2 separate regions of the Homo sapiens genome follow, and region 1 is linked to region 2. The links are chromatin contacts, found by Hi-C or POLR2A ChIA-PET in ENCODE. All regions are on one chromosome and are shown on one strand. The core of a region is the stretch at or near the end of the contact, and the rest is flanking DNA. Distances in the headings are between cores, read along the strand shown. Region 1 holds the start of LFNG (LFNG O-fucosylpeptide 3-beta-N-acetylglucosaminyltransferase). Region 2 holds the start of MICALL2 (MICAL like 2).

Region 1 (5,052 bases), core at 1-2,500, 1.1 Mb after region 2:
ACTATGTCCCAAAACCTGTTCCAGGTCTGAATGACACCAGGTCGCTGCTGTCTTGCGGCTGACATTCAGGTAGAGGTAAGGAGAGGGGCTCCAAGGGCACTTAAAGAATTTAAAATGCCATCTCAGGCGTGAACATAACTCCGAGGGGGGCAGTTTAGCCACGGTGGTGGCGGTGGTGGTCGTGGTGGTCGCAGAGACCCTGCTTAGGAGGGCACGGGAAGACAGCGCAGCCACGGGCAGAGCCGCCTCCGTCCACGCTTCCGGAGGACGTGGCGGGCAGGGGGCTCACACCCTGCTCAGGCGACCCTTGGCCACTTCCGGGCCCCTCGCCCCTCACCCTCGGCTGCCGGCGCGCATTCCTGCCGCCCCCGCTCGTGCGAGGGGCGGGCCCGGGCCCGTGGGAAGGGCCGGGGATGGGGGCCGTGTGCCGGGGAGGCGGGGTGGGGAGGGCGCACAGCTGGGCCGCATCTGGCCCGAGCGCAAGGAGACCAAATGGGACAGAAGGCGGCCTTTCATCCGGCGAGGGAAGTGGCGGCCTTCGTTTCTCCTCGCCATGGGGCGCCTGAGGATTTCGGGGAGCCAACCCTCCCGACGGAGGGCCAGGATCGAGGAAATCAGCCAGGGAGGAAGGAGTGGAATTTGGTTCTGGTGCTTTCTCGTTAGAACCTCGTGTCCCCACCTGCGGCACAGGTGGCCAAGCTCTTGCTCTGTACAAATAACGGCTCCCCTGAACCGAGCGCTCGGGAAGACCCAGGCGCCACCCCAGTTTGCAAGGCCTGCCGCGTCCCAAGGGGAGGAAGCCGTGCTCAGGAGGGGAAGCGCACAGCGAGGAAGTAGGATGTCCCCCGCGGTGCGTCGGAGCCCAGAGCCCGGGTCTCAGCACCCTGCCCGCTGCGCCGAGGGCGCGCCCCTCCCGTGCCGGGACGCCCGGTGCATCCCCGGACGGCGCTGGCCAGGCTGGGTTTCCTCTTCAGGGACACCGGCGCGGGCCGGGCCCGTCCCCAAGCCCCTCGGCGGCCCGCAGGGGCTACCCGGGGCGGGGGGGGTGCGGGGCGTGCACGTGCGCGCCGGGGGCGGGGCCGCTGCGCCCTCTGGGCAGTTCCCAGCCCCCAGCCGCGGCCCCACGTGGGTCTGCGGGCGTGGAGCGGCGACCGGCGCGAGGCCCCGCCCCCGAGCCCGGGAGCCAATGAGCGCACGGGGGCGGGACCGGGGCGGGGAGGTTTAAGAGCGCGGGACACTGGTGCTGCGCTGCTGGACTGCGCCGCCGGAGCGACGGGCTTCGGGTCGGTGCAAGGCAGGCGCACGGGGAAGGGCGCGCCGCGCGGCCGCCACCCCACCATGCTCAAGCGCTGCGGCCGGCGCCTGCTGCTGGCGCTGGCGGGCGCGCTGCTCGCCTGCCTGCTGGTGCTCACCGCCGACCCGCCGCCGCCTCCACTGCCCGCCGAGCGCGGCCGGCGCGCGCTGCGCAGCCTGGCGGGCCCCGCGGGGGCTGCCCCGGCGCCCGGGCTGGGGGCGGCGGCGGCGGCGCCCGGGGCGCTGGTCCGCGACGTGCACAGTCTGTCCGAGTACTTCAGCCTGCTCACCCGCGCGCGCAGAGATGCGGGCCCGCCGCCCGGGGCTGCCCCCCGCCCCGCCGACGGCCACCCGCGCCCCCTGGCCGAGCCGCTCGCGCCCCGAGACGTCTTCATCGCTGTCAAGACCACCAAAAAGTTCCACCGCGCGCGCCTCGACCTGCTGCTGGAGACCTGGATCTCGCGCCACAAGGAGATGGTGAGCCCCCCGCGGCCTGGACTGGCGGGCGAGCGGGGCGGGGACCCACCATCTGGTCCAGCTGGTGGCAGTGTCCCATGGGAGTCAGGCTGCATCCCCATCCAGCCACTAGGGCCATCTGTGGGCGACGCCAGTGCACCCCGGTGCACCCAGTTTGCCTGCTGGGGCCACTCTCCCGTTACAGTTGTGTTACTGTCCCCGGGGCCCCGCCTCCTGTCCAGCTCCAGAGTCCTGGATGGCTGCAGGACCCTACACCAGTCTCCAGTGCTTGGGGTTGGTGCCCTGTGATACTTCTCACCCCGTAAACATTGGAGCGCATTCATAGGGCATTATGTCCTCAAACTTCCACAAGCAAATTCTGTTCGGACCCACCCTCAGCTCAGACCCCTTCCTGGGGAGAAAGGCTCTTCCTTTAGAGAAGTGAGGGGTTCTGACCTCTGGGCCCTTTCCTCATCACAGTGTTAAGGTACGGGGAGGGAGGGAAGTCATTGCTGGTTGGTGGGTCCTGGGGAGTACATCTCAAAGAACTCCAGGTTTTGGGGTCTGTGTGGGGACCCTCCCCGCACAGTGCAGTAGTCTCTGAGGCCTGCAACCTTGGGCACAGCCCACTTCAGTTGGGCATCAGCTTCTTACACACACATAATTAAGACACACCCCACTTTGAACATTTCCCTCGAGGCCACAGCAGGACGGTTGGGCTGGGGCGGGATGGGGACAGTGTGTGGGGCTTGCAGTCGGGGACTGGGGGGGTGTCTCTGGGCTGGGAGATGCAGAGGCATTTGCTGTGAGGGTGGGGGCTCAGGGAAGACCCTGCACGCCTTCCTCCCTGCTCAAACCCCGGAGACCCAGGGCCTTCTGACCTGGCGCTGTCCTGTTTTGGGGCACTGTGGGTGGGTGGGAGCAGGGCTTGGTGAGGTCATGAGGGCGACGGGGAGGGGCAGGGTCCTCCCTGGTCCTGGCGTGGGGAAGGGGCCCTGGGAACCCCATGGCAGCCTCCTGGGAACACAGCGTCCCATTCCCAGGGGCTCAGCGGGCTGGCGGGAGGGGGCGGCGGGGGCCGTGGGTTTTGTTTGGCGGCCGGGCCGTTAGGATTCCCAGCGCCGGGCGGCTCTCACGCCGGCCCCTTGGGCAAGGTAACAAAGCCCCTTTCTCCAGCGAGAAAGGCGTCGGGCCCCTTGTGTGCAGCTACGCGCTCCGTGGGAACCGCTGCTGGCGTGCTGGCCACTCAGGTTGCCTGGCGATGAGGGGACCAGCGGGCCCCCCCAGCATCTCTTACTGACAGTCCTTTTGGGGCACCATCCCTGAGCCTGGCCCCCCCACCCCCAGCACTCAAGCCTTACTGCTATGTGATCTTGGGCATCCTTCAGCCCCACTCTGGGCTACCACCAGCTCTGAGCACCTCTCATCTTGGAATTTGGGGCCTTTCTCCAACAGAGGGGATGTGGTCAGAGGGCTGGGCTGTGTGATCCTGAGCAAGACCTGGGGCCTCTCAGACCCTCACTCTGATCTCTGAAATGGGGGAACATGGTCCTTCCAGGAGCACGTTGTAAGAGACTGGCAAAGCCTGCAGGCATGGGGTGAACCCGGCGGGCACTCAGGGTCGAGGTGGGGGCCATCACTCCCTTGAGCCCTGAGGTCCCTACTGGAGGGTCACCCCACCAGGGGACAGGTTGAATCTGCCCTCAGCATCAGTTCACCAGCACACAGCAAGCAAAGACCCCCTTGTGGTGGGTGATGGGCAGGGGTCCTGGAAACCCACAGAAGAGGGCCCCCCTCTCCCAGCCCTGCACGGAATGACTCAGACATGGTCTGATGGGGGAGATAGAAAGATGTCAGGGCTGTGCGGGGGGAAAACCCCGAGAGGCTGTGTGAGGCAACAGTGGGCATCTGACCCACATGCTGGGGGAAGGGAGGGAGGAGGGAAGACTTCCTGGAGGAGGCGCCATTTGAGCTAGACTAAGAGTAAAAAAGTGCCCAGAAAGGGCACTCCATCCGGGCATGGTGATGACCACAGCATGGGGGTTGTGCAGGAAACTTCTAGCAACTGGAGTGGTGGCTGGGGGGAGGGTCGGTTGGTCAGCAGGGGCCGCGCTGAGATGGGCCTGGAGTCCAGGATGAAGAGCCTGGCCTTTGGCCCAGAGGTTCCCCGCCCCTCCCAGGAGCAGCCAGGCTGCCGCGCTGCCACCACAGCGGCCACAATTGCTGGGGAGAACTTGGCATCCTGTGTTTCTTTGAATCGCGGCTCCAGGAACAATGCTGCTTCCTGTGGGTGTCCCCCGGCCCCCGCCCCCGTCCACCCTCATCCACCCGGCTCTTCCTCCTGCAGCCCCGTCTTCGTCTGGAAAGTTAGGTGGCACTGGGGGGTCTGGGTCCCTAGAAGGCAGGGACTGGGCTGGTCTAGCACCGCCTCGGCCCCAGGGTATGACCTCAGGCTGGTGCCTGCACCTCTCTGGGCCTCAGTTTCCCCACTTGGGCCTCAGCTGGTAATGGCACCCACCTCCGAGGGCTGTCAGGGAGAGGAAGGGAGAGAATCTGTCTTTGCACTTTGTTCTCTGCCCAGGGGAGCTCTGTTATGCCCATTTTACTGAAGACGAGACTGAGGCTCTGAGCGGCAGGTGAGGCCTATAGCCCAGCAGCGCCTTTTTCCTCCCCTCCTGGTGGCTCAGGTGTCGGGAGACAGTTCGACCGGCACCCCCGCACCCCATAGCCCCGCCTTCTCAGATGCTGTTCTAGAGGCCTCCCTGCTCCCTGAGCTGAACAAAGGTGACTTTAATCTCCGTAGCCTTGGGCTGGGTTTTTAGGGCACCACCAAATCTCGGGAGAACAGGCCTCCCTTGATCTCATTAAGAAAGCATTTTCCTTTTAACCCAGCGGCGCAGTGGAGCGTCTGCAGGGGCTGGCCCTCCGCCTCCCACGGCATTCCTGGGCTGAGATTCTGGGGAGGCCAAGGGGCTGGGTGCGAGTCTGTGCGTGTGGCTGCCCTGGGGTGTCTATGGGTGCTGCAGGAGGGGTGCATGCATGGAGAGGCGGAGACCCAGCCTGCCACCCCCTTAGCTCTGGGCCTCACCCTAGTGAGCATGTGCCCAGGGCTGGGTCAGGCTGGATAAGGATCTGAGACTACCAAGGTGTTCCAGGGCCTCTGCGGGACCTGTGTGTACAGGGAAGGAAACTGAGGCTGGGTGGGCATCAGGGGGTTGTCCCTTGGTCAGAGCATTGCCCGTACACCCTGGGTTTTGCACTCAGCCATGCCAGGGTGCGCCGGGCGGCACGCGCTGGGCGGGC
Region 2 (7,192 bases), core at 2,587-5,086:
CTCCACCCGGGGTCGGTGGGGCAGAGGCAGAACCAGGAGCCCGGGTGCCCCACCTGGCTGGCCTGGCGCCCGAGCTGGTTCCTTCACAGCTGCTCTCCCTGAGGGCCAAGCGGAAGTGCTCTCTGCGTGCAGCAGGAAGGACTAAGGCCAGACAAAGGGAAGGACTTCCTGGTGGCAGAGCTACAGACAGGGAGACAGGACGTCCACCCTTCTGCTGTCAAGGGGTCTTCACTGGAAGGAGAGGGGAATGAGGTGGCAAGGGCGGGGCCTCACACAGAGTCTGACCTCAGAGCTGCCCTGAGAGGACAACCGGTCTGTGCCTGTCCCTCACACGCGTTTCCTCCCTTCCTGAAGACTACTGGGGACAGGAGGGACAGCCAAGGGCTGCATGAGGAGACCTCCACCCCAGCCACCACCTCATCCAGAGGTACGGCAGGGAGCAGAGGCTGAGGGCACGGGATGGGGGTGATGAAGGCACAGAGGCAGGCACGTCCAAAGAGCCAGGGGCCAGGCGCGGCGGCTCACATCTGTAATCCCAGCGCTTCGGGAGGCTGAGGCAGGAGGATTACTTGAGGCCAGGAGTTCAAGACCAGCCTGGGCAATATAGCCAGAACCCATCTCAATTTAAAAAAGAAACAATATGCTGAGTGAAAGTAGCCAGACACAGGCCAGACGCAGTGGCTCGCGCCCATAACCCCAGAACTTTGGGAGGCTGAAGAGGGCAGATGGATCACTTGAGGTCAGGAGTTACACACCAGCCTGGCCAACATGGCAAAACCCCGTCTCTAGAAAAAATATGAAAATCGGCTGGGTGTGGGGGTGCACCCCTTTAACCCCAGCTACTTGGGAGGCTGAGGCAGGAGGATCACTTGAACCTGGGAGGCGGAGGTTGCAGTGAGCTGAGATCGCACCACTGCACTCCAGCCTGGGCGACAGAGCTAGACTCTGTCTCAAATAAATAAATAAATAAATAAATAGATAAAATTAAATTAAAAATAAGAAAATTAGCCAGGCATGGTCCCAGCTACTCGGGAGGTTGAGGTGGGAGGATTGCTTGAGTCCAGGTGTTCAAGAATGCAGTGAGCTAAGACGGTGCCACTGCACTCCAGCCTGGGCGACAGAGCGAGACTCCAACTCTGGAATAAAAGCAAAGGGCCCAGGCACCCATACAAGCGCATGTCCCCACACCCTGGTGCACACCCGACCCCCATGACACTCCGGGTTTTCCATCAGCCAGGGTCTACAGAGGCCCCCACGCCCCAACACCCATGGAAGCCTGTACTAGCTTCTTCCTACTGCCGTAACAAATTGCCACAAACTCTGGGGCTTAAAACACCAGGAATTTGTTTTCTCACGGCTCTGGAGGCCGGACTCCGACATCAAGGTGTGGGCTGGGCCTTGCTGCCTAAGGAGGTTCTCGGGGAGGGTCCTTCCTGCCTCTTCCAGCCCAGGACACCCTTGGCTTGTGGCTGCACCTCTCTGATCTCTGCCTCCAAGGGCACATGGCCTTCTCCTCTGTCCTTCTGCACGTGGGCACCTACTAAGCTCCTACCATATCTACTGAACCCCAACTGAAAGGCCCTTATCTGCAGAACTCCAACCATGTGCTGGTATCTACCGAGCCCAGTTCCAGGCACCAGGGGTGCAGCAGTGAACAAAACAGAGCCCCCACCCTCTGGAGCTGACAGTCCAGTGGGGACAGAACCAAGTCAGCCACAGCTTGGGTAACTCCACACCCACCGGAGCTGGGGGCAGAGGGCCTCCTCTCTCTCCCGCCTCCTTCCTGTTCTGGCCTCTGCACTCTCTGGAGCCACCCTGGGCTTTTATTCATTTACCTGTTCCCTGTCTGTCTCTGTGACCGGAACATTGCTCCCTGCATCTGGAGGCTGAGGGGAACTGGCACAGGACTCAGTGCTGGGTACACAGCAGGTACTCAATAACTGTCAGTGCACTGAGGAGATACACAGCGACCACCGTGCCAGTGCATGCACATGCACCTGTGCTCACCCTGGGCACTGCCCACAGGCACGTCTGAGCCGGCAGGGAGTACAGAGAAGCTCCCCAGGACCAGAGGGCCCCAAATCTCCGGCGACACCAGTGATCCATGAAGCTGGTGGCCAGCAGCCGGTGGCAACGCCTCTCCCCACCCCAGAGGCTTTTCGGGCTGGCCCCAGCTTGGATGCCTGGGCTCAGCCACCAGCCAGCCTCATCCAGGACCCTGCAGCCCCGGGGGTGGGGTCTCGCCTGCCTTCCTCCCCATTCCGGGTCCTTCTCCCAGTCTCCAGGTCCCTGGCCCTCTCCTTCAAAGCTCAGCGTCAGGCTTTCCATGTGGAAGCACGCACCTTGTGCCCAGCATCTTCTGCCTGCAAGGGCAACAGAGGCACGTTCCTGGCGAGGGAGAGCGGCTGCTGCCCAAACGCCAAATGGAAGCCCCTGGTGGCTCCACGAATGCATGTCACAACCTCAGAGCAGGGGCCGAGGCTGTTGCTCAAGACCCCAGCTTCCTGCAGAGAGTGGGACTGGCAGGACAGTGTCCAGGGGCACAGGGGAGGAGCCCCGGATCTGCGCAACGGGCTGGGGCTGTGTGACCTGAGCAAGGACCCCTCCTCTTAGCCTCGGTTCTCTGGTCTGCACAGCTGCGGCCTGACAGAGGCCCCAGGTGCTGCCTGTGGCTCCTCCCAACCCCGAGACCTTCCCACCAAAAACACACTCAGGAGAACGCTTTGCCCAGAAGGTGCCTGGGCTGCAGGTGGCCGTTGAGGGCCCCCCTTCCTGAGCGTCTGGCCCCCAGCCCCGACACACAGATCTCTGTCCCAGCAAGCCTGGTCCCAGTCATTTAGCCAAAGAGCGTTTGCTGAGTGAATAAACAATGGAGCAGGTCCAGGCTCGGGCCAAGATTCAGCAACGGGCAGGGCCAGCTGCCCAGCTACACACGCCAAGACCCTCCTGGGGAGAGACAGCCTAGTCCTCAACCCCTGCCACCTCCTGCTGCTCCCAGAGATGGGGGCTGTTCTCCATCTCGGGCCCTATCACCCGGGGCCTCAGAGGCCCGGCTGGCAGCAGCACCTGGGGTCTGGGGGCTTCCTGCCCTGCACTGGCCGCTCCCCCACAGTGGCCCTGGCCACATCCCCCCAGGGGCCTGAACAGGCTGGGGGAGGGTCAGTGCCCATACGAGGGCTATCCAGGGACCCCATCTGGTGGCCAGGCCCCTGGGCAGTGAGAGCCTCGGAGGGCCCAAAGAGGCAGCTCTGCTGGCCTTTCCCAGGGACACAGAGGGGGACTGGACTGAAGCCAGGGCCCAGGAGCCGCCCTGAGTCACGTCTGACTCAGCCGGCGGGCGGGGGATGCCATGGCTCTGGCCCAGCTGCATTCGGTGTCCGGGCACACTGAGGCCACTGAGGACAGCCTCGGGGGGCTGCACGGTGGGCTGTGCCTGCCCAGTCCCACGCCTCGGCTCCCCATCCCCCAGCCGCCCGGGCCTCAGTTTCCCCGCCCGTGTCAGCGCGCAGCCGAACAGCAGAAGAATCAAAGGGCGCCAGGCAGGACTTACATGAGGTCGGGCCGGTGGCGGTGCAGGATGGCGCAGAAAGCCAGGCCGTCGCGGAACGACGTGGTCATGTTGCAGATATTCACGTCGCGGTAGCCCTCGCACTGCTGCCGGCACCACTGTTGCAGCGCCCTGATGGCCGCCATGTGGGCGGCGCGCCCGCCGCGCGGCGGAACCGCCCTCCGACACCTTCCCGCGGCTGTGCCGCGACCGCCCGGCCGGCGGGACAGACGCTGGGACCGCTACGGAACCGCCAGACCCACGGCGCCCAGCCCCAGCTGAGCCGGACTGAGGGCGACGAGTGCCGGGTCCCTAAGAGAAGCCGAGCCCGGCCCCGCCCCCGCCGGCCCCGCCTCCTTGTAGGCCCCGCCCCCAGCCGCCAAGTCCTGCCTCCGGATAGGCCCCGTCCTCACACCTCCCAGCCCCGGCATAGGCTCCCGCCCAGGCAGGCCCCACCTCCCGACAGGCCCCGCCCCCAGCCGCCGGGTCCTGCCTCCTGATAGGCCCCGTTCCCACGCCTCCTGGCCCCGGCACAGGCTCCCGCTCCAGGCAGGCCCCGACTCCGGACAGGCCCCGCCCCCAGCCTCCAGGTTTTGCCTCCCGAGAGGCCCCGCCCCACGCCGCCCGGCCCCAGTACGGGCTCGCGCCCTAGGCACGTCCCGCCTCCTGGTAAGTCCCGCCCCCACGCTGTCAGGTCCCGCCCGACAGGCCCCGCCCCACGCCGCCTGGCCCCTCCCCAGGCCCCGCCCCGCCGCTGAGGGCCGAGACCCCCAACCGGTGAAGGGGCGCGGTCTGCTTGGGGGTCCTGCCATTCTGGACCCCTGCGGAGACCTGGAATTTTCTTTTTCGCCGCCCCACCTCCCACCACCATCTCACCCCACCGCCATGGAGAAGAGGCAGGAAAGGCCGTTGACAAACGGGGACACTGAGGCTCGAACACCCTGCCCTGTCTAGGGCCTCAGCCCTCGGCAGCCCGGCCTCCCGGGGAGCAGGAGGCGCCTTGTGTTTCAGGGTTTCAAAGGACGTCCGCATCTGGTTTCTCTTTCCAGGCCGCTACATGCCAGCGGGGGTTCCAGGCAAGGCAGAGGTGAGGCCTGGGCATTGCCAGAGGAGAAACTGAGGCCAGGAAGGGGGCCGTGGAGCCGGAGTTGCACAGCTGGCCTGTGCTTTTCTTCTGGGGGCCTGTGGGCAGGATCTGTTCCTGGGGCAGGAGATTCCTCAGGCTGACTTGCAGGGTAGTTCCAATTTTCCACTTTGAGCTGTGACAGAAGAAATAAGGAAAGTCCCTCTGCTGGGGCCCTAAATTATCCCAGACTGGCCCCTGGCCCCGTTATCCTTGGGGAACCTTGTCTGTGGCCACGGGGGCTGGACGAGGGCGGAATCACTGACACCAGCCATGTGAGGGGGGCCTACCCTCCTGGCTGTGGGGCCAGGGCTTGTCTGGGCAGGGCCTGCAGGAAGGAAGGTGTTTTCCCGCAGTAGCCCCTGGCAGGGAGTCAGGGCAGCTTCTCTGTGCCCCTTGGGAGGAGGAGAAACTGAGGTCTTCCAACCCCAGCCAATGGTGCTGTTCCAGATCTTTTCTGAGGCTGGTCCCTGGTGAGACACCGTAGTGTTCATGGCCAGCTGCCTAAGTGTCAGTGAGGCCTGTGTGTAGGTGGTGAGCTCCCCGTCACCAGGGGCATGCAAGCAGCTGCTAGGCAGGGAGCCCTTGTGGCCTGGGAATGTGGCTGGCCCTAACCGCTGCTCCGCCACAGTCCCTGACCTGCGGATGTCAGGGGATATCGTGCCAGCACAGCCGGAGCCGGTCCTGGCACCGGGTTTTCTTGACTCCCAGGGCAACGGTTAGGAGAACCGGAAGAGCTGGAAAAGAAGGGAGAGATCAAGAAGCAGAAGCAGCGGGGCAGTGGGCGGGGGGAATTAGTGGGGGATGGGGGACACAGGGGTGGACAGGCGTTAGGGCCCAGCTCCCTTAAAAGGAGTGGTGTGGGAGGTGGCCTGGGTTTCACTTTTATCGTGAACTTTTACCACTGCACACTTAAAAAGCCATCTCACTGGTCACCCCGTGGCCCATCCTGCGCGGCCCCCCTCTGGCACCAGTGAGCTGGGAGGCAGCATTTGTGACGTTTGCCCACCAGCACCTCACACACCATGTCCCTCCAGGGTCCCCGAAGCCAGGAGCCAGGACACCCCCAAACAAATGGTCCTTTCTCCCCACTGCCCACGGCTGCCACCCTCCCATCCAGACGACCTGTCCCCCCGCCTCTGCCCACAGGGCTGCCTCCTGCCCCTCCAGCCACCACAGTCCACCCTCCCCAGCAGCCCGAGGGATCTTTCTAGAAGGCCTGACCAAGCCCTTCCCCTGCCGGGAGCCTCCCAGGCTGTCCTTCGAATAAAGTCCAGGTTGCTTATCAGACTTTCCGCAGGCTTATCACGCTGCATCTCCCCGGCCGCACCCTGCCACGCTGACCCCAGAGCTTTGCGCCCGCACCGGCCCCCAGCACCCGCCCCTCCTCCTCATCCTCCAAGACCCCCACCCTGAAGCCCCTTGGAGCCACCGAAGGCTCCCAGGGTCCCCATCTGTGCTCCCCAGGGCTGCCATGTGGACTCTGCACACGCCTCCCCCGTCCAACACAGAGCCTCCACCCGGGGAACCCGCTGCCTTCTGGCCTCACTGGGAAACTGCCTTCTCTCGGGCTCAGTTTCCTCATCTGCAAAGTGACATCATGGTCCCCTTCCACCAAGGGCTACCCCACGGCCAGGCACGCAGTAAATGCAGCATGATGTACCCACCCAGGCACGCAATAAATGCAGCATGATGTACCCAGGGGTGGGGAACAGGTAAGAGCGGTGTGAGCTCAACAGGCCCCAGGATGGGGACTCAGATGGGGGCCCAGACTTCAGGCCCTTTAGAAATGATGATGACCTCAGCCTGGGACTAACAGAGAGAGAGAAAAAGGGGAGAAAGAGACAGAGAGAGAAAGAGAGGGGAGAAAGAAAGAGGAGAAGAGAGGGAGACAGAAGATAGAGCAAGAACCTCCCTAGGAAGGACCACGAGAACTGAGACCTGGAGGCTAAGCTAAGTAGGAATCACTTTGTTGGAGAGGAAGGGGAAAGGGCAAAGGGAACAGGAGTTGTAAAGGCCCTGCGGCAGGAAGGAAGACTCGAAGATAGGCTGGTGTCGCTGGTGCAGGGGACTGGGAGGAGGTGCAGGGGCTGCGGGAGGAAGGGGTGCAGGCAGCAGGGCCCGGCTAGGCCCCTACTCCAACTTCTCCCACCAATTTCCATGCCTACATTGTCATTTGATACTTACAGCCACCCTTTAAAAGTGGCTCTGGGCCAGGGGTGGTGGCTCATGCCTGTAATTCCAGCATTTTGGGAGGCTGAGTTGAGACGATCACCCAAGGTCAGGAGTTTGAGACCGGCCTGGCCAACATGGTGAAACCCCGTCTCTACTAAAAATACCAAATTAGCCGGGCATGGTGGCACATGCCTGTAGTCCCAGCTACCTGCAAGGCTGAGGCAGGAGAATCGCTTGAATCCGGGAGGTGGAGGTTGCAGTGAGCTGAGATCACACCACTACACTCCAGCCTGGGTGACACAGCAAGACTCTCCCCACCCTGCCGCTCGCCACCCAAAAAAAAAGTG

Evidence for each region. A loop is a pair of places that touch in the nucleus more often than their neighbours do. ChIA-PET counts read pairs that join two places held with the same protein, here RNA polymerase II (POLR2A). Pooled maps may share reads with other maps.
Region 1: a loop to region 2 is called in a pooled map, with 8 times the contacts of the local background. The contact joins the promoter of LFNG here to the promoter of MICALL2 in region 2. A Hi-C loop is called at or near these places in 1 of 37 single-sample maps with no recorded cell type and 8 of 50 pooled maps. POLR2A ChIA-PET finds 5 or more read pairs at or near these places in 1 of 52 experiments (WTC11).

Annotation. Positions count from the first base shown.
Region 1 is chr7:2,518,524-2,523,575 of GRCh38, forward strand. It overlaps LFNG (LFNG O-fucosylpeptide 3-beta-N-acetylglucosaminyltransferase), which reads left to right and starts at 1,251. Exons shown (of 8, transcript NM_001040167.2): 1 at 1,251-1,770. The coding sequence starts at 1,339. RefSeq lists silencers at 777-1,306, 1,317-1,426 and enhancers at 3,358-3,487, 3,528-3,587, 4,454-4,966.
Region 2 is chr7:1,455,634-1,462,825 of GRCh38, forward strand. MICALL2 (MICAL like 2) reads right to left here and starts at 3,837. Exons shown (of 17, transcript NM_182924.4): 1 at 3,551-3,837. The coding sequence starts at 3,693. MICALL2-DT (MICALL2 divergent transcript) reads left to right here and starts at 4,286. Exons shown (of 2, transcript XR_001745046.2): 1 at 4,286-4,634. RefSeq lists enhancers at 1,791-2,513, 2,514-3,236, 4,660-5,211, 5,212-5,763, 5,300-5,594 and a silencer at 3,610-4,329.